Regions from separate parts of the Homo sapiens genome. Here regions 2 and 3 are each linked to region 1. A link is a loop called in an ENCODE intact Hi-C map of the cell type or tissue named here. Cell type or tissue: CD4-positive, alpha-beta T cell. All regions are shown on one strand. Links, peaks and the distances in the headings refer to the core of each region. The heading gives the core; the rest is flanking DNA.

Evidence for each region. Hi-C counts contacts between places; a loop is a spot of excess contacts. Peaks named below come from ENCODE experiments on the same cell type or tissue, not always from the same donor. Only the 100,000 strongest peaks of a DNase experiment are listed, where the experiment ranks them.
Region 2: a loop joins it to region 1, with 6 times the contacts of the local background. A loop is called at or near these places in 8 of 110 quality-filtered maps.
Region 3: a loop joins it to region 1, with 2.3 times the contacts of the local background. A loop is called at or near these places in 2 of 110 quality-filtered maps.

Annotation. Positions count from the first base shown.
Region 1 is chr14:51,843,851-51,851,850 of GRCh38, forward strand. It overlaps a transcript of GNG2 not described here. Among named protein-coding and RNA genes, the nearest start is that of GNG2, 13 kb to the right of the region's middle. RefSeq lists enhancers at 337-476, 517-606, 3,261-3,360, 3,691-3,750, 4,312-4,461 and 1 more. In CD4-positive, alpha-beta T cell, for the core only: a CTCF peak has its summit at 3,832; DNase peaks (open chromatin) are centred at 2,881, 3,131, 3,531, 5,491 and 1 weaker place; H3K4me3 peaks cover 1,265 bases; H3K27ac peaks cover 3,875 bases.
Region 2 is chr14:51,775,811-51,783,810 of GRCh38, forward strand. The region is part of intron 1 of LOC101927598 (a long non-coding RNA gene); the gene reads left to right. Among named protein-coding and RNA genes, the nearest start is that of GNG2, 81 kb to the right of the region's middle. RefSeq lists a silencer at 232-401 and an enhancer at 4,210-4,279. In CD4-positive, alpha-beta T cell, for the core only: a CTCF peak has its summit at 4,498 (motif pointing left); a DNase peak (open chromatin) is centred at 4,461.
Region 3 is chr14:51,919,074-51,927,073 of GRCh38, forward strand. All of the region lies in intron 2 of GNG2 (G protein subunit gamma 2), which reads left to right. Among named protein-coding and RNA genes, the nearest start is that of GNG2, 62 kb to the left of the region's middle. In CD4-positive, alpha-beta T cell, for the core only: no CTCF peak of the experiment used is centred there; no DNase peak of the experiment used is centred there.

The DNA.
Region 1 (8,000 bases), core at 1,395-6,394:
CTATTCATGGCTCACAGAATAAGCCATGCTCTGCCCCAACTCATGCTTCCAAGCAGCCAGTGGCCTCAGCCTGCAAGGCCCCCTTTCTCCTCCCCACCCCTTGGTCACCACCTTGGTTTCCACCGTGGCTCTAAAGACTCTTCTGGTGACTCAGGCAAAGGAAATGTATCTCCTTTCTGTGCATCTCCTGGCTGTGTGTTCTCTTCTCAGTTCGCTCTGCTCCTTCCTACTTTGTTCTCGTGGCTGTCCCAGATATTCAACCAGTTTGATTGAAGACATTCAATTTGTTGAGGCAGAAACATGGAGCAGTTTTATCTTGCAAATGGCTGCTACCAGCTGTGTGTTCCTGTCACTGGCTCTCCTTTCCCTCTAGGGACCCAGTCCCCTTAACAATATTTGATTCTCTGTCATAACTCATAAGTCGTCACTTGTGTTTATTAAAACAATCTGGTCTGGTTTCCCATCTCATATATGGTTCAAACTCTCTCTCCCCAGGGTAAGCTGGACTAGGCTGGGTAGGGGGCAGATCTTATGTCTGAGACTGTCCCCTTCTGACTCATGATGTCACAGTGAAGAGGAGGAGGAGTTTCTCTAAGTCATTGTTTTCTTCATTGGCTTCAGTGGAGCTGAAGTTGCTGGTGACTCTGCTGTTGTTGACAGCCCTGTGTGTGTGTGTGTGGGTGGAGAGGAGTGTTATATAAAGAGTTAATATGGTCAGATGGAAGCCCCAAAACCTCCACGGAAGAGGACTCAGTTCCAAGAAGGTCCCCTGAGCATTGGTGGTTCCTTCCCGGGAGAACCTACCATAGTTTCCAGCTGACTCCCAGCTGGAGGCACCACACCATGGCCTTGGTATCTGTTCCTCTTTACCTCCTGCCACAATTTCTTTTTTTGAGGCAGAGTCTCACACTGTCACCCAGGCTGTAGTGCAATGGCATGATCTTGGCTCACTGCAACCTCTGCCTCCCAGGTTCAAGTGATTCTCTTGCCTCAGCCTCCTGAGTAGCTGGGATTACAGGCGCACGCCACCAGGCCCAGCTAATTTTTTGTATTTTTAGTAGGGATGGGGTTTCACCATGTTGGGCAGGCTGGTCTCAAACTCTTGACCTCGTGATCCTTCCACCTCGGCCTCCCAAAGTGCTGGGATTACAGGCGTTAGCCACCATGCCCAGCCCTCCTGCCACAATTTTTATTGAAACAACTTGGTGCTCTTGCTTTGATTTAAAATAGATAAAAAACACTGAATTTATTGTGAATTGTTTTTTTTCTCTTGGCTCTCTTAAAAATCTGTTTCTCTATGGGCTAAATTAGTGTATCATATGGGCCAAATCACTTTTTAAAAATAGGTAATTTTCAATCATAAATAAAGGCTGGTGCAGTGGCTCATGCCAGCACTTTGGGAGACCAAGGCAGGTGGATTGCTTGAGCCCAGGAGTTTGAGACCAACCCGAGCAACACGGCGAAGCCCTATATCTACAAAAAAATACCAAAATTAGTCAGGCATGGTGGTGCGCATCTGTGTGGTCCCAGTTACTCAGGAGGCTGAGGTGGGAGGATTGACTGAACCCAGGAGGTCAAGGCTGCAGTGAGCTGAGATCATACCACTGCACTCCAACCTGGGTGACAGTGAGACCTGTCTCAATAAATAAATAAATATCCATGGATCTTTAAACTATAATTAGATCTTAGAGGCAATCTTGCCCAGCATTTCTCAAAGTATGCTCTGAAGAACTACGAGAGATTCTGTGAAGGCAGTACTCAGTGGCCAAATACGTTTGGGAAATGCCATTCTTATTCTGTAGAACTCCCTCTCAGAGAGTCATCCCAGATGTCAGAATATCAAAAGCCCCGAGAAGTCCCATGGTAAATAAACCTGGTCAATGTTCTTGAACCTAAGATTTTGCAAAATGATTTGAGCTCTGAATTCCCCATCTGCACTTTTTACCCTGCGTGCCACCTATTGATCCAGTTTGGGACGTGCTGGCCTGAGTGATGAGTCAGTGGTATATGCTGGAAATAATATTAAGAAATGGTAGTTACAGGGCTGGATCCATCCTCTTTGTGCTCTGTAGTCCCCCGGGCACAGAGTTTTGTCTCGACATCACTGCTCCAGCATCTATAAAACATGGGACACTCCAGTTCATTGCAGCTTCCACCTTTGACAAGATAGGTATTACAAAATGACCTTGTGATTCAGCTGCCAAAAATTAACAGTAAAGCACCAGTAACTCTGTGAATCCTACTAGATTCAGTTTTTAAAATGTATAAACCATTTGTCAAAAGGCAGAAAGGTGGATATTGGAAAAGGAAAAACAGATTAATTTTAAACTACTTGACTCAGATATAATCATGAAAAATCAAGGAGGTGAGTTATCAACCATTTTAGTTTTTGTATATATTTGGAGTAATATAGAATATTTTTTACATACAATTTTTTTCACACACAAGTTCTCATCATACATATTACTAAAGATGGATAATACCTAGGTTATGAAAACCATATAAACCTGGATTAATCAATTTTTCTTATGTGGTTTTATCAGGCTGTTACAAATCAATTTTAAAAAGACAGGAAAGCAGCTAAATTTGTTGTTAATTCTCTGAAGTTGTTGGATAGAAGTAAAAATTCAACCTCAACCCCATATTAAATTCAAGCATTTGGAATCTTAATTCTAAAATTTAGAACTATAAAAAGAAGAACATTCTAAAAAAATGTGTGTGCGACCTGTTTTTTGCTTTGTTTTCTACCTAACTTAATTCTGCCACCCAGCTGAATATTTCAGGTTTCCTTGGTGGAACGCAGGCTGAGTGCTGAAGGGCTCTAGTCACCTGAGAATGGCATCTGCCTGCCCGTCACCATGCCAACACCCCTGGCTACAAAAAAGGGATTTCCCCTTTTTCCAGTCTTCCCTCCCATGTGGGACAGGTGCATGCACCCCTACTCCAGGAAGGGCACCATTCCTAATTACAATTGCTTCCTTCCCTCCACTTTTGTGTGAGAGAAGAAAGCTTGAGATGCAATCCTTTGTCTTTTCAAACATGATTCTTTTGGTTTTGTTTTGTTTTCTCGCTATTCTTACTGACGTCTTTGTGTGGTGCAGCGGCTGGGATCCCACTGCATCTACATGGCAACCAGGAAATCAGTCATTCAGAGTTTCCATGGTAACCAGAGGGGGGGAGGGGTGGAAAAATCCATTTTATCACGGTATGCTGTGTCCCTTCCTGGAAGCCTACAGAATTTTTAGACAGAGGTCATTATGAAATCAACAACAACAACAAACGCCCGTTGGCATCAAGACAGGCCTGTGAACTGGCATCCCCAGGCAGGCTGCAGACTGGGAGGGTGGGAGTGAGCATGCAGCTGACCCCACCATGAGGCACAGGGCGTCGCCTTCTCCCCTCAGCACAGAGGAGAGGTGACGAATGCCACTTGGTCTCTGCAGCGTCTGTAGAGGGAAGTCTGTAAGCGGGAGTGTCAACCCCAATTGGCAGATTCTCTGACACTTCAAGTCTGCAAAGGAAAAGCAGGTAACCGACGTTGTGTAAGAAGTGAGCCTCTTGGTTTGGGTGGGGGCACAGCTCTACTTTTATGGTAAGAGTAGCCCTGACTACGGAAGTGGGCTGAAGGGTGCTGTCCCAAGAAAAGCGGAAGTATCTGTTGAGTCTTGTTTCCTGTCACATCCTGGAGCTGAAGGTAGTCACATTTCAAATTTAAAAAAAAGAAAGTCATGTGAAGTTAACCAGTGAGATTATCTTTTACAGGCAGGATAATTAGAATCCTCAGTGGTGTAGAATCTTCCACCTACAGGCGGGTTGAGTTTTATCACAGACGAGAGGGGCCATGGACCCTCAGAAGGCCTTAGCTCCTGGATTTATTTAGTCTGACCTTTGGAGAGTCAAATTACCAAGAGGTGATCGCACTTCCAACTAAAATTGAGAATGTGCTCCTTGATTTTAAAAAGTCTTCTAATGGCGATATTCTAATAGGCCAGGACATAGGGATGTTACTCTATGAATACAGGTCCTTTTTCTTTTTTTTTTTTTTTTTTTTTTTTTTTGTAAAATGAAAAATTACCTCTCATCTTCCTTTTTAACAGTGGAAGATTAGGCTTTTCCTTTTTCCTCTTTGGAAATTGAGATGAACAAATTCTTGATTTCCTTCCCTCTTCACTCCACACTGCCCCCTCCACTCTCTTGAGTCCATCCTAGTAAATAGCTCCACCAGTCACCATTCACTTTGGAGTCTTCCTCACCCTTACTCTCCTTCCCTCACATCCAAGTCAGCAGCAAATTCTTATAGCCCTAGTTTCAAAATAGAGCCTGAATCCAATCTCTCCCCCTTGCCTTTACTATTTGTCATCCTAAGCCAAGCCAACATCATCTTTCTAAATTCCAAAAGGCCCTCCTCATTGTTCTAGTTTCTATTTTGGCTAGCGTCATTCTGGTCTCACAATGCAAGTCAGATCATGTCATGCCCTTGTTCAGACCATTTCCCACCCCGTGGCTGTACATCACACTCAGAATACAACCGTGACCAACAAAACTCTATGAAGTATAGCCCCCGACTACTGCCCCATCCTTATACCCTATGTGTGCATTCTGCTCTATCCATGCTGACCCCTCCTTGATGCTTCTGAACACACCCAACTTCTGCAGTCTCAGGGGAGAGTACTGTGCACTTGTTGAAATATTCTTCCCTAGATGTTAGGAGGCCTCCTCTCACTTCCTTCAGGTCTCTGTCTAAATGTCTTCTCCTGCAGGAGGATGTTTGTATCAGCCTGGGTATATTAGGAAATAGAAGGCACACCATTTTTAGGAGAATGAAGGGAGTATTTACAGAGGTATGTGTGGGGATCAGGAAACCAACAGCAAGATCTGATGCCACACCTAGGCTCGAATGGGCTAGTGTTGGAGGAATGCAGAGATTTGCAGTCCTGGACACCTGTGGGGCTGCCCAGAAGAAGTTGTGGTTCTTGAGGAAGGAAACCAGGACCAGAGAAGAATGCTGAGGAATAGACACACTGACCTCACTTTCTACCCGCTGGTCTAACACAGATGGAAATCAGAGATCGAGGGAGTTGGAGTAATGAAGTACTGGGTACTATACAAGTTATCTACTGGTATATAACAAATGATCCCCAAAACAGCGGTTTCATACAATATATACTTTTTTTCTCTTATAGTTTCTGTGGGTCAGGAATTTGGGAGCAGCTTATCTTAACATTTCTGGCCCTCAGTCTAACTTGAGGTTACAGTCAAAATGTCAGTTGTTTGAAGGCTTGTCTGGGGTGGAGGATCCATTTCCAAGGTGGCTCGCTTACATGGCTGGCAAGTTGGTGCTGGTTGTTGACAGGAGACCTAAGATCCTCCCCACATCGACCTCTCCACAGGGCAACTTGAGTGACCTCACAACATGGCACCTGGTTTCCCCCAGAGCAAATGCTCAAGGAGGCCAAGGTGGAAGCTACAGGGCCTGTTATGACCTAGCCTTGAAAAATCACACATTGTCACTTCAGCCACATTCTATTAGTCACACAGATCAGTTCTGACTCAGTGTGGGAAGAGACTATACCAGAGTATGAACAGTAGAAGCCAAGAAATAATTGAGGGCCATCTTGGAGAGCAAAGCAAAGTGGAGAATGAATTGAAAAGGGTGAGGGAGGAGATGGCGATCAGAGAATAACCAGCACCCTTCCTTGATCATTCAATTTAAAATACTGGGTACATTCCTGCTGCTCTGTTCCCCTTCACTGCTTTATTTTTCTTCTCAAAATTTAATGCTACCTGACATATTTATTTGTTAATGATTTTATTTTTGCATTCCCTCACTATCATGTAAAATCCATGCGATCAGAAACACTGTTTTGTTTCCTTCTGGCACCTAGTAAACTTCCAATAAATATTTGTATATTCAAATGTATAAATTATACCTAATTTTAGATACAAAGCAAATGCTTTTTTTTTTTTTTTTTTTGAGACAAGGTTTCACTCTGTTGCCCATGATGGAGTGCAGTGTCATGATTGTTGCAGCTCATTGCAGCCTCTATCTTTTGGGCTCAGGTGATCCTCCCACTTTAGCCTCCCAAGTAGTTGGGACTATAGGCGGGTACCACCATGCCTGCCTAATAAAAAATAAATGCTTTTAAATGGCCAATTCCAGTAATATCCCCATCCTTTTTAAACCAAAAAGTTGTTCCTCCCAACCCAACTCCATCCCTAAAAAGACTAATACTAATCACGGAATTAAAACTTTGTTTCTGGGAGTTTTGAAAGCAGCATAGTTGCCTCTTGGTCCTTTCTCTTTCTTCAGCTTCTGTTGTTTTCATTTGGCTGTTCCTTGGAGATTTTATTTTTGTTTTTTGCACTCCCACCCTTAATTTTAGAAGCAAGTTTTCATATTTCTTCCTCTTAAAGTAAGTTGCCTCTTATGTGGCTGTTAAAATTGCCTGTTTATGTGGCTCCCATTTGAGTTCTCTTTGCGGCAATCTTATTTAAAAAACAGCTCTCATGAAAAAAATAAACCCCTCCCTCCTAATCTTCTTCCTTATTCTCTTTCTTCTGTTTATTCCTGAAATCTACCAAGTGTACCAGTGAAAATTTCTTGTCTTCTGTGGCACATATGAGGCTAAAAAATTGCTGACCTATGGTTACTGACAGTCGGAGGAAAAGAACAGATTACAAGCAGAAAAACATTTCTTCTGGGCACTGGGGAACATGTAGAGTCCATTGTATTAGGCTGTTCTTGCATTGCTATAAAGAAATATCTGAGACTGGATAATTTATAAAGAAAAGAGGTTTAATTGGCTCTCCATTCTGCAGTCTGAACAGGAAGCATGGTGCTGACATCTGCTCAGCTTCTAGGGAGGCCTGAGGAAGCTTACAATCATGGTAGAAGGTGAAGAGGGTTCAGGCACATCACATGGCAAAAGCAGGAGCAAGAGAGAGAGAGTGGGAGGGGGGTGCCACCCACTTTTAAGTGATCAGATCTCCTGTGAACTCAGAGTGAGAGCTCACTTATCACTAAGGGAATGTCCCAAGCCATTCATGGGGGATCCACCCCCATGATCAAAACACCTCCCACCAGGCCCCACCTCCAACACTGGGAATTACAGTTCAACATGAGATTTGGGTGGGGACAAATATCCAAAGCATATCACCTGCATAGGCAATGCCAACCCACCGTGGAGCTTATGTACACAATGTTATCCCAGTTAATTGATTATAAGAAAAGGCAGCCTCAGGAACATTTGCACCCAAATCTAGAGAGGGTGGAAGGATGATTTTTGTCCTCCATCAGCCCTAGAAACTGATGACAAATTAACACATTTCCAGATACCAAGTGGGAGAAACCAGCCCCTTAGCTTATAAAACAGGTTCCCTTGGAGCGGGGAGATAATCTGGTGTCAAAAGATATAACTTGGCTCCCCATATGCATACTCATCATTCTACACAAAATCTACACAGAAATCTTCATTGTAAATGCTTTGATCATAAGATGCACTTCGTATCACCATCAGCTTTTGACCCAATGGTACTGGAGCAGCAGTTTTGACTCTTATACTAAGAGTACATACTAACCTCATCATTTACTTATATCATAAATGGGAACAGTGAGTTTCTATTGTTCTTGTGGAGTTCATTTACTCATTTGACAAAGATTTAGTGAGTGCTTACTGTATATCAGGCACCATCAAGACCCTGCCTGATCAAGAACACAATTGTTCTTTTCCTACAGACTTAAGGGTAGAAAGATGTTTTTATTTTCCCATCTGATGACTGTCATAGATGGTGAGTCTTTGAAGAGTTTCCTTAGACAGTTATTCCATAATGAAATGGGAGTCTGTCTCACTAATAAATAGATTAAGCAAATATGTCCATTCTGAACACTTTAATTTCTTCTTTAAAATCTTATCTTTTCTCTAGTGGTGCCTTCTCAGCTGTGGGGCATGAACAACTTTCTTCTCTCTTGCCTATAGTATTTGTGGTTATTGCTGCCACGT
Region 2 (8,000 bases), core at 1,761-6,760, 68 kb before region 1:
ATTTATTTATTTTGAGACGGAGTCTCGCTCTGTCGCCCAGGCTGGAGTGCAGTGGCGCCATCTCGGCTCACTGCAAGCTCCGCCTCCCGGGTTCACGCCATTCTCCTGCCTCAGCCTCCCGAGTAGCTGGAGCTACAGGCGCCCGCCGCCACGCCTGGCCAATTTTTTTGTATTTTTAGTAGAGATGGGGTTTCACCGTGTTAGCCAGGATGGTCTCGATCTCCCGACCTCGTGATCCACCCGTCTCGGCCTCCCAAAGTGCTGAGATTACAGGCGTGAGCCACCGTGCCCAGCCAAATCTGCTTTTTAATCAGCTCCCTGCTTCGCGGGATTCTTAGGTGAGTGGTTCTCAAACCTAATAAGTTGAAGTGGGGGATGACTCATTCAGGAGGCTCATTCTCCTCCGCTGCGCCTCCTCCAGCCCTCTTAAATGTTGTCTCTTCATCTTTCTTCGTACCTTCGGTTTATCACACTCCAGGCAGCTTCTGGTGTGCCTGCCCCTGTCCATTACAGAGGAGAAAGGAATCCACAGGCCCCTGCTGGGCGAGCTTGGGTGAGTCTGGGGGAGCTCCAGACGTGCCCCGGAGGGCCTGGGAGGAACTAGGTCAGATCTCTCCTTTGGGGACCTACTGCCTGTTCCTAACTGCAGCCTGACCTCTGGTGGTCAGAAGGGAGTCGTTTGGTAGGAAGAACCCAGAAAGTTTGGCTTTTTGCAATTGGGGGCTTGTGGGAGGAGGAAATTTAATCCTTACAAACTCCATCTCTGCTTGCAGAGGCTCCTTTGCTAAGCCTGGGGTTATTTGAGGAGGGGGTGGTGTGCAGTTTATGGCTCTTCCAAGTTCCTTGTTTTGCCTCCGTGGCACGCTGATCTTGACAGCTCCCCTGTACCTGAACGTTTGTGGGAACATTTTAGCTGCATTGCTGCCTTTCATCTGAGGGGGCAGAGGAGAGAGAGAGAGATGGGCAAGGAAGGAGATGTTGGGTCTTTTCATGTTTTTAAAGGTTTTCTTTTTTTTTAAAGGTGGGGTGGCCAAGGTTGAAAAGCCTAGCAAGCAGACACAGCTCTGGAAGGTGTGCCTGTGGCCTCCATTATTCATGTCTTGACCTTCTCTCAGCGGCCAAGCGCCCACTCTGCCTCTCACTTGGCTGGGGCACCTGAAACCGCTGAGGCCTGAGAGCGCTGGCTCCATGGCTGCAGCAGCCCTTTCTCTGCCCCACCAGGCCCAGGTGTGGCTTTTCTGGCATCCAGATCCTTAACCTGGTCAACGTGCTAAAGCTCAGTCACACACAGGATGAAAGTGGCCATAAAAACACTTAGAGAAGCCTCTCTGGCAATAAATCGCCCTCTCCTTTCCTTTTTAATTCTTAGGAATTAATTAACTTAATTATTAGCTAATTAATTAGTAGTTAATTAGTCAATTAACTAGCAGAACTAGATCACCTGACTTCCATGATAAACAATAATGTGCTTTTGCATTTCCAGAACCAAAATATAGTGCCCAATTCAAGGAACTGTTACTCTTTAGTAATCACAAATAGTGTAACAATGTTGGTAAACAGAGACGTTAAGGCTGGACCAAGAAAGGTAGTGCGGTAGAATGGGAAGTGCACAGTCTGGCAGTTGGAAGCTGGAGCTATGGTTGGGTTGACTGGGCAATTGATTTATTCAGTCATTTAACAAACTTGACTGAGAGCCCTTGATGAAGCAGGCATTGCACTGAATGCCAGGAAGACCAAGAAAAGCAAGACATATGACCCCTACCCCCAAGTTATTTTCAGTCTTGTGGGAGGCAATCAAAAGACATATAAACTGTTTAGACCATGAAATCTGTCTGGCATATTTAGCTCCTCGATTTGCTGCATGGTCTTCATCATTGTCAATCTCCTTCAGAGAATGCATGGAATCTCATTTCGTTCTCGCAATAATCCTATGAGGGAGGTCTTATCATCCCCTTTTATAAGGAAACTGAGTCCTTAGAAAGATCAGAGAGTTTGCCCAAGGCCAAATGGCCAGTAAGTGGTGGAGCTGGCACTGCAATCTAAGTCAGCCTGACTCCAGAGCCTGTGCTGGTGGCCACCAGGCTACACGGTTCTCCAAGATCTCCCACCTCTAATCTTTTTTCTGCTGCTCTTTTGCAGAGTCCACTTCCTGCCCTCTCACTTAACAAAGTCATCTCTGCCCATCCACCCAGCCTGATGGTCTTCCCTCCAGTCTCAGGGAAAAAGACACACACCCTCCTGCAAAGCCCATGCTCCTCACCTGAGCCTCCTCCAGTCCTCTTAGGATCGTGCCTCTTCATCTTTCTCCTGCACCTTCAATTTATCACACTCTACTTGTTTCTTCCCCGCTCAGTCCCTAAATGTGTCAAGCGCCCTCCTGTTCTAAACAATCCCCAAAATACAACAAAACAAGAGCTTCCTTTTCCCCATACCCAGCTCAGCCCTACCTAGTCCCCACCCCACTAGCTCCACTTCACCAGCCCCACCCCATCACCCACCTCTCTCCTCTTCCCATCCAGCGCCCATTACATTACAGAATGTAATCGCTGTACCCGTCTCTACTTCCTCAGCTTTACATCCAACCAGTTGATGGGGTCTTCCTGAGTGGGCTCCTAAATGCCCCTCTGTATCTTGTCCCATATCCCGACTCTGACCCCTTTTGTCTCTTTCCTGCATTACTGCAACCATGCCCCCATTGGGTCCCTACTTACAGGAATAGCCTTCCTAAATATCTCCTCCACCTTAAGGGTTCAGCAATCTATTTGAAATATGAACTGTCTTCATCAAACCCTTGAGCGACCATCCACCACCTAGAGCAGGAGACCCAGCCCTTTTGTATGGCGTACAAGGCACCCTATGATCTATACAAAGGCACCCTATGATCTATACTGCCTATGGCAAGAGCCTATCCATTACTGACTCTCCGTGCTTTACTCTCTCACAGGACAGAGCTGCCCATGGTTGCTTGCTTGCATTTTGCTGTTTCTCACTTCCACCCCTTAGGTACTGCTCTCTAAAGAGAATGCCTTTCCTCACCCCAGCGCCCCGCCTCCAGATAAGCCTAGCTAACCCCTGCTCACTTCTTCATTAGGAATCATCACTAACCAACTCTCTCCACTCCCTCAGGAGTTTATATTCCGATTATTTGTCTATGCGTCTGTATCACATTTCCTCAAGACCTAATAGGAAAGATGATGATTCCCAATTTAAGCGCAGGGCTTCTAATTACTTTAGGTAATCAAAATATTCTCTTGCTTGAAACATGAGGTTTATGAAATCCCAGCATTTGGGAGGCCAAGCTGGTGGATCACTTGAGGTTGGAAGTTTGAGACCAGCCTGGCCAACATGGTAAAACCCCGTCTTTACTAAAAATACAAAAATCAGCGAAGTGTGTTGGTGCACGTCTGTAATCCCAGCACTTTGGGAGGCCAAGGCGGGCAGATCCCCTTAGGTCAGGAGTTCGAAACCAGCCTGGCCAACATGGCGAAACCCCATCTCTACTAAAAAATAATAATAATAAATTAGCCAGACATGGTGGTTCATGCCTGCAATCCTAGCTACTCGGGAGGCTGAGGAAGGAGAATTGCTTGAACCCAGGAGGCGGAGGTTGCATTGAGCCGAGATCACACCACTGCACTCCAGCCTGGGTAACAGAGTGAGACTCCATCTCAAAAAAAAAAAAAAAAAAAAAAAAGGATTTATGAGCTCCCAAGGAGGAGTTTAAAATGCCCTAGGTGCCACACTCTGCCCTTCACAGGTGTTTACATTCCAGGTGAGAAGGAAGAACTTGGAAAGAAGATGAGAACCCATCCGCAGAGGGCTACCTGGGGCCGAGGTGCTGAGGTAGCTAGGACTACTTTAGCTCAGACCTTGGTGTGTCTGAGGTGGGATGGAGATTGAAATCCACTCCATCTCCTGATACCGGCATAATCACAACAATAAATGATGTCTGAAGTGGACGTGCAGCAGCAGAGAACAGGCAGAGAAATGTAAAAAACAACAACATCAACAACAAAAAAAACCCCGTGCCCTTGATATTATGGGAAAAGAAATAAGGAATACACTCACATCTTAATGGAAATAGAGGAATTCAGAATTTTAAAGCCTGGTCAAGGCTCAGATAGACTCGATCAAGGACAGAGACCCCTAGGATAGTTAATTTTGGAGTTATGAGCTCTGGCAAGAATGTGAACAAAGAAGAGAGCAGCAACAAGACCTAGTGCAAACACCAAGAAGGCAAATCCTACAGCTTCCAAGCACCTCTACAGGGACTGTCTACTTTAGTCTTCCCTTCATCCCTAATCCTCATGCCTTAGCAGTCTCCTTTTGTGTTCTTTGGTTTATGCTTACCATTTGAAGGGTGACGGAGGCAACTTCTAAAAATATATTTTCATCTTAATTGAAACGTGCCAGGTTGCAAAATTCCCCTGCTGCAGGTTTCTTTTCTGAAAGAGAGTCATGTGCTGCCATCTTGTGGTTGAGAGCCGCCACAACAACAATTATGTACTCCCAACATCCCGCCCAGTCCAGTGCTGGGGTGGCGGAGGCGAGGGGCGCGAGTGGCGGGGGTGATGCGGCTTCCAGGTAGAAAGCTCTGGAAAGGGTTCCGCTGCAGGGACAATGGCAAACAGGGAATGACCAGTGGAAGGACAGGTGTCACACTGGGGACTGACCTGGTAGTAATTAGTAGCATTGGAATAGGATCCAAAGGGATTTTCCCTGGTCCCTCAACCAGTATGATTCCATCTCTAGGTGCCGTTTTCCCCCTAATTAATAGATTCTCATTAGTGGTGATTTCTTAAAAATGACCTTGTGCAATGGCAACAACACCAGACTGAGAGTTAAGACACCCGGTATCTAATTGCCCCTCTGCCACAGACTACCCAGGTAAACTAGCAACAGAGGATAATAGAAAAATTATTGACCTGGGACCAGGAGGTTTGAATTCAAGTGTGATCAGTCTGGTGTGTTACCTTAGGGAAGCTGTTTCACTGAGCTCCATCCTGTGCCAGATACTGTCCTAGGTATTTTACATGGTTTTGTTTGTTTGTTTGTTTGTTTTTCCAGTTTCTTACTCCAGGATAGTGTTCTACAAGTGAGAAAACTGAGGCTTAGCACGATTGAGGGAGCTGTCCAAGGTGTCACGGAGCCAGTGAGTCAGGATCTGATTCAAAGTCTGACTCTAAAGCATATGCGGTTTATTTATTTGTTATTTATTTGAGACGAAGTCTCACTCTGTTGCCCAAACTGGAATGTAGAGGGGCAATCTTGGCTCACTGCAATCTCCACCTCCCAGGTTCAAGCGATTCTTCTGCCTCAGCCTCCGGAGTAGCTGGGACTACAGGCATGCACCACCATGCCTGGCTAATTTTTGTATTTTTAGTGGAGACGGGGTTTCACTATGTTGGCCAGGCTGGTCTTGAACTCCTGACCTCGTGATCCGTCCGCCTCGGCCTCCCAAAGTGCTGGGATTACAGGCATCAGCCACCGTGCCTGGCTGTGGTTTATTTTTTTTAAATTTATTTTCCTTTCATAATTGTGTATCATATGAATATGATACATATATTCATTTGTGTGTGTGCAGGGGTTACACATAGGTCAGATGGCTTAAATTTATTGTGTCCTTTGATGGTAGGGCAAGCCCAATTTTCACAAGTGCTCAACAAAGCTGCAGATGCTTATGCTGTTGCTTTTTAATTTCCTGTGTGTTCTCATTTTTCCCCATCTAACGTTGTTTCTAAAGGCATTTAAGAGATCTAACGACTCTAGCTTCAAAAGTCATGTTCTTTGATTTCTGAAGATAAAAGGGACGACCTAGAGAGGGAACACTGCCATTCTGCTGAGGGATCAATCGGAAAATTAACTTCCTTACAGGGAAGACAAGATGCTCTCCATGGCGTTGATTTAGTGCTTTTTTCAGGGCTGTTGCTACAGAATCTCGCCCGGCACAGCAACCTTGTGAGGTGTGTGTTATTCTCCTCATTTGACCCTTGAGGGAATTCAGGTGCAGAGAGGTGAAAACACTTGTTTGAGATTACACAACTGTGACTTGAAGACAGGCCTTTTTCTTAAACAACTTTATTGAAGTATGATTGACATACAATAGACTGCATGCACATATTTAAAATACAAAATTTGATCTTTGATCAGTTTGACAGTATAAACCCATGAGACCAGTACCACAATCAAGATAATGAACATATCCTTTATCCCATCCATTTCCTCATGCCCCTTTGGAATCCCCCAGTCTCCACCCCCACACTGCCATCCCCAGGCAACCGTTGATCTGCTGTCACTATAGTTTTCATTTTATACAAATTTTACATAAATGGAAACATATAGTGTATATGCTTTTTTGTCTAGCGTTATTGGCATAATTATCATGAGATTCATTCCTGTTGTTTTGTGTATTATTCCATTTTATTGTTAGGGAATGTGTCTTTAGATGGGTATGCCACTATTCATTCTTTTGATGATGGACATTTAGATTATTTCTACTTTGGGGCTATAATGAATAAAGCTTCTATAAACACTGACGTGAAAATATTTGCAGCAGACCTAAGTTTTCATTTCTTTGGGGTAAAAATCTAAAAATGGAATGTCTGCATTATTTGATCAGTATATGTTTAGATTTTTCACAAACAGCTAAACTGTCTTCCCGAAATGGTCATACCAGCATGTATGAGAATTTCATACGTGGATACTCCACATCCTTGCCAATACTTGGTATGGTTAGTCTTTTCCATTTTGGACACTGTAATAGGTAGTAACATCTCATTGTGATTTTAATTTGCATTTCCATAATGACTAATGATGTTGAACATATTTTCATGTGCCTATTAGTCATTCAAATATCTTCTTTAGTGAAGTGTCTGTTCAGATCTTTTGCCCACTTACAAAAATTGGGTTGTTCGTTGGCATATTATTGAGTTTTGTGAATTCCTTATATATTCATATATAAATATTTTATCGGATATGTGATTTTTCAAATATTTCTTCTCATTCTGTAGATTTCCTTTTCATTCTTTTAATAATGTCTTTTGAGGATGGACGTTTCAAATTTTAATGATGTCCAATTTACCAAAAAATTTTTTTAGATCATGTTTTTAGTTCTGTATCTAACAAGTCTTTGTAACCCAAGGTCATAGGGATTTTCTCCTATATGCTCTTCTAAAGGTTTTGTAGTTTTGGTTTTGCTTTTAGGTCTATGATTTATTCTGATTAATTTTTTATATGATGTGAGATGTGTATTGGAGTTTTTAAAATTTATTTACTTTTTTTGCAAACGGATATCTATTTTTTTCAGCACCCCTTATTGAAAAGACTATCCTTTCTCCCCTGAATTTCCTTTGCACCGTTGTTAACTGTCAATTGACCAGATATATGTAACTCCATTATTATAATCTCTATTCTGTTCCATTGATCTATTTGTTTATTTTTATGCCGATACCATACTGATTACTATAGCATTATAATAAGTAGTTTTGAAATCAGGTAGATAAGCCCTCCAAATTTGCTGTTCTTTTTCAAAGTTGTTTTGACTATTTTTGGTCCTTTGCATTTCTGTACAAATCTTGTCAATTTCTATTTAAAAATTTCTGAGATTTTACTTAGAATCGCACTGACTCTACAGATTGTAAGGCTCACCTCATTTTTTTTACCATCTCTCAAGTGTCACAGAACTGTTTCCTATTTTCCATGTTTTGAAAAACATTCTTTCATTTTTTTTACCCCTAGTTTTGTGGTTGTTTCAGGTAGGAATTTTAAATCCCATTCCTGTTATTCCATCTTGGCTGGAAATAGCAGACTAACCAAGGCCTTTAGACCCCAGATACCTGTGCTCTTTCCATAAGAAGCCTCACGTGGGAAAAGAAGGGTCGAGTCTCACCTTTAAACAAAGAAAAAGATTTTATAAAAAGTTAAGTGACACCAGCCTTCAACAAATGCTTAAAACACTGATCCCTAACCCCTAATAACACTGGGTTACTACACACCAATTT
Region 3 (8,000 bases), core at 1,521-6,520, 75 kb after region 1:
CTCAGCCTCCCAAAGTGCTGGCATTACAGGCATGAGCCACCGCGTCCGGCCTAGAAAACTTTTAATGATTTTACTCTAAATTTTATAATTTTACTCTAAATTTTATAACTTAGAGAAAGTCTTCATTAATTTAAACTCTATTAATTCACACTTTGCTTTATTTCAGAAGTAACTGGAGTGGTGTTTAATATTACTCAAAAAATCTTTTCTTTGTGGATAATAATGGAAGTGTTTAATGCAATAATGTGAAAACAAGATTGTAAGAATAGTGCTTAAAATGTTAAAAGAATAATTTGTTTTTGAACATCTTTAAAGTCTTTAAACATAGCTCTTTACATATAAATTTTGCACATGCCAAACAAAAATTGTTTTATCTAGCCTTTCAAGCAGGTCCCCAGAAGAAGTGTTTTGTAGCAAATCCAGCTCACATACTATGAGTTACCCTCAGAATTTAAAAGTAATACATGTATCCCCAATTTTGATGTTTTAGACTGGTCTTTTTCCTTAGTTTGATGATTACGGTTTGACAACATAACCAGTCCCAGCTAGTGGGTTCCTGGACCCTGAATGAAAGGTAGATTTGTAAGGCAGCTGAGCTTTGGCTGATTGAGACTTGTTTGTTTGAACATGTTCCGCCCTAGTAATGGATATGGTCCAGTAACTGAATAAAGATAATGAGCACTGAACAACAGATGTTTATCAGGCAAAACGGAGATCATCTTTTAACACTCTGTTGCTGAGGCTTTGGTATAAGTTTATTTAACAAATTTTAACCAAACACCTGTTTATGTACCAGATTCTAGGTATTTATAGGCAAATAAAAATAGATATGGCCCCTGTCATGGAGTGTACTGTCTAGCTGGGGAGCAGAACTAAACACATACACAATTAGATATAAACCGTTGTCCCTCTGTATCTGTTGGGGATTGATTCTAGGAACCCCCTTGGAGACCAAAATCCATGGATACTCAAGTCCCTGTATAAAATGATATTGTAGAGCTGGCCCTTTGTATCTGAGGGTTCTGCATCTGAGAATTCAACCAATGTTGGATCAAAAATATGGTATTTGTGGGATGTAGAACCTGCAGATACTGAGGACCATATCTGGAACTAACGCAGGACTGACTGCAAGACTTGAGCATCCTCAGATTTTGGTATCCACAGGGGTCCTGAAACCAATCCCCTGAAGATATCAAGGGACAACGGTATTTGCATGTAACTTATACAAACCCTCCCCTATACTTTAAATCATCTCTAGATTATTTATAATACCTAATACAATATAATAATTATAATAATTATAATACCTAATACAATATAAGTAAATAGTTATTATACTATATTTTTAGAAAATAATTACAAGAAAAAAGTCTGTACATATTCAGTACAGACGTAACCATCCATTTTTTCCAAATATTTTCAATCTATGGTTGGTTGACTTTACGGATACAGAAGGCAGAATATAATTACAAATTATGATACAGAAGTACTCTGAACAATAGGAACAGAATGCCATGAAACTATGAGATACAATTGGAAAGACTGACTTTGGAGAGAATTTATAAATGGAAAGGTCTAGGTGAGCATCGGAGATTTTGAGCTCTTAGAATAATGTTCCTTGAATGGTTCTTATTCCCTCTTTCCATTTCATTCTATGTAGGCAGTGGAAGATGCCTTCACCATGAATTTTACCTGTGTTACTGCCAGTACAGATGTTGATCTTTCTCAACCAAGACATCATGAATTTCCATAGCCCCAATAAATTGCAACTGTTGGGGCCATGGAAACATGGGAGCTGGGCTGCTTAGGAGAACCTGAGTTCTTTGGGTGGGGTGAAGGGTGTGGTGTTTACACATTTCATTAGGATTAGAGTGATTTTGGTTCTGCTGCAAACATTGCCAAGAACTCATCATATTCCTCTGGATAAGTCACTTAATTTCATTGAATCTCATTCTTTCTCCTATAAAATTAGAGAATTAAGATGAGGTCATCTCTGAGGTCCTTTCATATTCAGTGTCCTAAAAGGCTGTATTGTATAGTGAAAAAAGGTACAGACTTGGGAACCAGATTGTGAGGGTTGAAATCCCAGCTCTGTCACCTACCAGCTATGTGACTAAGTACATTTCTTAACTTCTCTGTGCCTCCCGTTCCAAAACTGTAAGATGGGAGATAAGATAGTATGCACCGCATAGTGTTGTGAGAATTCAGTGAATTAATCTAGTAAAGTACTTAGGGCCTGCATTATGGTATGTAAGAAGTGTTAACTGCTATTACTATTCCCTGAAAGAAGGTCACCTCTTCTAAAGCCTGGACTCCAGAAGAGGCAGAATACTCGAGACCCTGGAGTGAACATATAAACAAAATAGTGTTTGGGAACCAATAATTGACATTTCCACAATTCTTACCAAACCTGCTTTGTGTTAGGCATGTTTTAAAGCACAACTTTTTATTGTTGGAAGAAGGCCCAAACCATAGAATGCTTTATTTCATGCCCACAGGGACTCTCTTCTTCCTTGGGACACAGGCAGGTAATTAAGCCCCTGAGGATGGGGTGCACACAGGATATTGAACTAGTGCTTACTTCATAATGCTTTCACACCTGCGGCCAGGACAACAAAGCAGGAGAAATCAATGCCATTACTTCAGAGGCTGAGAGGTGGATGCTCTTATGCCAATGGGTTTTTGCTCTACTTAAGCAACATGAGACCTCATAAATTAAACTTGAAAAGGATTTTTCAAATTATGAAAAAATTCATTAAAAATGTATAAGCATTAACTTCAGCTGACTTAGTGTATCACAGAGATTCTGTTTTAATTAAACCCATACAGATTTGCAATAAACAGCATCATTTTCTCTTCATTTCTTAATACACCCAAATCTCTGAAACTATCATTTTGTTCCTTTGCACTATTTTCTTTAGCATTTTCTTCATAAATGATACCACCTGGACTCTGTTATATTATAAGTGGTTATTAAATGTTTAATAAAGAATGAACTAATAAGACTTTTACATTTCTTCCACTTTCTGTGTGTATATGCGTGTTTGTGTAATCTTCTGACAGCTAAAACTCTGACAATTCAGACTATTGTGATTTGGGGATGTCTGAAATAATGGAGATTATGCTTTCTTATAAAAGAGAGAGAAACTACTTTTTCTGTGAGAAACTAGGATGCTATCATGGGAAAGAAATTGCTTGTGGATCTTGTAAAACAGAAAATGTAGCTTTTTAGATAAAAGGAAAAGGAGAAGAAGAAGACAAGAAATTAAGTTTACTTAGCAAAAATCTAGTTTCCTGAAACTTTTCTGGAGACCAGAGCACTAGAGTCTCTCAGTGTTTTTTGCTATGGATGACTCCCTCTTTTGGGGATGGTGGTAGTTGGCGAGGGGGAAGACTCCAAGGGGTAGTAGCAGCCAACTCCCCTCTTAGCCCTGACAACCACACCCTGACCCCTACCCCTACCAGAGGCTATCCAACACTGTCGCTTTTACCTTAGAAAAGTAGAGTTCAACCTCTCTGACAATTTCCATTGCCCCTCCTTTGTCCCTAGCCTATCTTCCTCCCTTGAGCCTTCTCCCTGTCTTCGGTTTCTTCTCTCTCTCCAAAGACTTTTCAGAAGGAGCTCAGTTTTTCCTAAAGAGTAAGAAACAAAAAAGCCTTTCTGTGGGAGTCTGTTTAAGACATAACGGACTCGTGCTTATAAAAGGCCCTTTCATTCTGTTTGCTGGTATGTGTTTCCTGAGCAGCCGGGGGTGGAAAGTCTCAATAGAGTCCAGTCAAAGATTGCAACTGCAAATTTCCAAGGCTGCAGGGTGGGGGCAGAGGAGAAGGGAAAGCCTTGTGTATAATGCCATGCAGACACTTTCAGCAAGACTTACTCAAGGCAGCCCCAGGAGCTCTGTCTTTAAACGTGCCAACATACGTTTTGTTAGCAAGGCAGTTCTTTCTAGCAAATAACTTTCTTTATGGTTTCCCACGTACAGGGTGGTTTTGTTTTTCACAAAATACCGTTATTTAAAAATGACAACTGAGCAGAGAAAATAGGCATTAAGCAGGAAATGCTTGGAGCCTGTCTAAGGCTTTTTTCTGTTGTGGACTGGCGAATTGCTGCCATGATAAGCTGATGTGTTGCCCTTTCTGTTGGAACCTTCAGGATGGTGCCCAGAGTGAGAGGGAGCATTTCAAAGAGGATTCCCTTTTGGTCTTAGGTCTTAAGTTAGAATTACATAGGGATAAGCAAATTCAAATCAGAAAGTTTGAGATTTGGATTTGAACTGTAGAGGTTAAGAGAGGGTTGGTGTAGAGATTCACATTTTTTGAAACTGTGAAATTGGATGGTTAGTGTTCACTTTTCCCCATACATACACAAATATATATATATATACATGTTTACATTTTATATTCTGTATTGGCAAATATATGTATGTGTGTGTGTATGTGTATATATATGTGTATATATATACACATATACACATATATATACAAACACACAATACACACACACACACACACAGACATATGTTCTTCATTTGATTTAATGAATAAATATTTGTTTGGCTGACCTTAAATGGATTTCATGCTATCTTAGCACTTTCTTAAATGGAGAAATTGCAACCATGTGCCAAGATTAATATGGTAAAAGTTTCACTTTATTTTATTTAAAACTATGTATATAGACATGGAATAGAATGTAAAATGTATATGAATTTAAGATACAAATGGAATACAACCCTTGCTTGTGACAGGAAAGGATCCCAGATTCCCTGGGGTAGGGGTGGACTCAGCTTTAGCTTCAACAGACTCTGGGACACCTCTGCCTAGGGCTGATCATGCGGGTCAGCAGGAACGGGCAACAAAACTCAGAAAGATTCTCTGCTCAGAGATGTTGGAATTTGTACTTCCTACCCCAGTCTTCATTCTGTAGTTATAAAATTATGATCCTTTTCAGGTCTCTCTTTAAATGTGCATATTTATTGATAGGCTTAAGCTATTGGTCATTCATACCTTATAAATTAAGCCACTAACATCATATTGAGATTGGCTTCACAGACCACAGAAGCAGCTTTGGGTTCCTAACTGAGGTCCCTTAACAGTTTTGTAGACTAGAGCAAGCCAGCTAATTCACTTGAGCCCGGTTTCTTAATCTGAAAATAGGAATGATAACACCCACCTAAATATCACAGAATAGCTATGAAGTCAAAATGGCATACTATACATGGAAGACCCCTATTAAATTGTGAAGTACTATTTATATATCAGTCATCACTACCAATCATTTTACCTGAAATTAGTAGTACATCATCAGGCTTATTCATTTGAGTTGAGATTAGTTAATAGAGAAGAATGGGATGGGAGAGGTAGTTTTGAAATATAAAACATTTAGGAAGATTGGGCCAATATGTGTTACCTCAGTGAGAGTCTTTGCTATTTGAAGGTATAATACAGCAGGTCAGAGGCAAGAAGGAAGAGGAAGAGAGTCAATGCCACAACAAACTTCTGCTCTGAGATTCAGCAGAGGAACCTTGAGGAAGAAACAGCCCTTGACAAGCTAAGTTGCTCTAAGGAGAAAATTCCATGATGAGATTCATCTTAACTTGTTAGGCAAGCCGCAATACATAGACTGAGACACAGTACTACTATATTACAGTTCTGAGCATGGTATTTTCCAAAGCCAGGACCTACTGAAAGTGTAAATAATTGGAGGTAAACACTGGTCTCACTTAGCATCTAGAAAACATCCTGTCCTCGTGCACGTCTGACAATGCTGCCTGTCATCTCTGCTCTTGTGTTCATCATCCTAATAACACACAGCAGTTGTTAAGCTTGCGCTGTGTACAGGGCACTATTCTAAGCACTGGACATGAACCATCTTCTTTTATCCCCACAGTAACCCTAAGAAGTATATTCTTTAACTCTCATTTTATAAAGGATTCAAAATCACAGCTACATAGGAGGGATAAGTTCCAGTGTTCCATAGCACTGTAGGGTAACTAAAGTTCACAATGATTGATTTTGTATTTTCAAACAGCTACAAGAGAGGATTTTTGAATGTTCACAATGCAAAGAAATGATAAACGTTTGAGGTGATGGATATGCTAATTACCTTGATTTGATCATTGCATGTTGTATACATGTATGAAAATATCACTGTGTACCCCATGAATTATTATATCCAATCATGTAATTAATAATATAACACATAATACAATTAACATATACAATATAACATATATGTCAGTTAAAATTTTTCAAAAATGTTCCCATTTTACAGTTGAAAAACTGAGACTGGATGTTTAAGTAACTTGACCACTTAGTATATGGCAGAGGATTCAGGTGACAATAGACCTGAATAGATTCTGGGCCTCTTTGAGGCCAACCTCTTCCCAACCCATGGTATAGCCATTGTAGGTAAAGATAATTAAAATGTGCACAAATTAGGAAGCGCTCAGAATCTGCTCCTCTGAAAATCGGAGGATACTGCCTTCTTGAGGGCCTGCTCCTCAAATTCTCTTATGCAAGACCTGACATTGAAGTCTTTTCTTTTATATTATTTTTTGAGACAGGGTCTCACTCTATCACCCAGGCTGGAGTGCAGTGGCATCATCTCAGCTTACTGCAACCTCCGCCTCCCAGGTTCAAGTGACTCTCTTGCCTCAGCCTCCTGAGCAGCTGGGATTATAGGCATGCACCACTATGCCCGGCTAATTTTTGTAATTTTTTTTTTTTTTAGTAGAAATGGGGTTTCACCATGTTGGCCAGGCTGGTCCCAAACTCCTGGCCTCAAGTGATTCACCAACCTCTGCCTCCCTAAGTGCTAGGATTACAGGTGTGAGCCACCGCACCTGGCCTGAAGTCTTAAATATACTTGGAGAGGTGAGGATGAAGTAGGGCCAAAGAGAAAAAGGCTCCAAGGAAGTGATCAGTTGTTTTTGTGTTTAATTTGTTTTCTTTTCTTTCTTTCTTTTTTCTTTTTTTTTTAAGCTGAGCAAATGACTGAGAAAACAGAGTTCTAGAGACATTGAGACGGTAAAGTGTCCAATTTTTAAAAAAATTGTCCACTTTAATTTTTAAAGAAACAGTATTTAATAAGTTCTCAATCTGATGATGTCATTTTTCTGTCTTCCGAAGTCTTCTGAAATCATCAGTTTGACTTTATGTTTGCTTCTAACACCAAGCTTCACCAAGGCACATTTAAGCTTATTTAGGGAAAAAAAGTCATGAAGAACAAAGCAAAAAGCAGATTTTAGATCTTAACTTTCACAAATATTCCATCTCTTCCCTTCTAAACAAGTCATAGAAACTATGGACAAAAGTAGACTCGTGTGTAAGAAAAAACAAAGAGTTTATATCTGACTGTAGAATGAGTTTTGGACTAATTTTTTTCAGGAGTCAGAGTAGGAAGGCCAGGAACCTAGGCCACCTTTTTGGTGCTCAGCACGTGGTGAGAAACCCAAAATGACCACTGATACATGCACTTGCCTTCTCATGTTGAGACAGCCAAGCATAAAGAGACTCCCTACCGGCCTGCGCACTGGGCAGAGTGCACGCTGGGGTGGAGCCTCAGGAAGTTGGCGCCATTTTGCAGAGGGGAGGAGCCTGGCCTCTTCCTTTTCCGGTGTGGAACCTGGGATTCAGTCTGTGAGAATGGAAGCGTCTTAGCAGGACTGTGGCTTTGCTAAGGGTCCCTGTTTCCCTTTTTTTTCTTTCCACCCAACACACCCTGTCCTTCTCACCCTTCAAAGTGTCTGCAAGCCTAATTTTTCATGGTTGTGTGACAAGGACCCCGTTTTTAGCTGAACTAAGGAGAAAGCCCTACAACAATGTTTTGTCTTTCCTCGCCATTAGCAGTTCCATTTGGTAAGATAATTTCATTTAAGTGGACAGTCAGTCCAGCAACATGATAAATAGTTTTGTCTGGGATCAAATTTCTATTACTTATCCGAAGCTGATGTCATTTTGAATTACAGTCATCACACTTCTTTACTCTGATCCCATTCTCT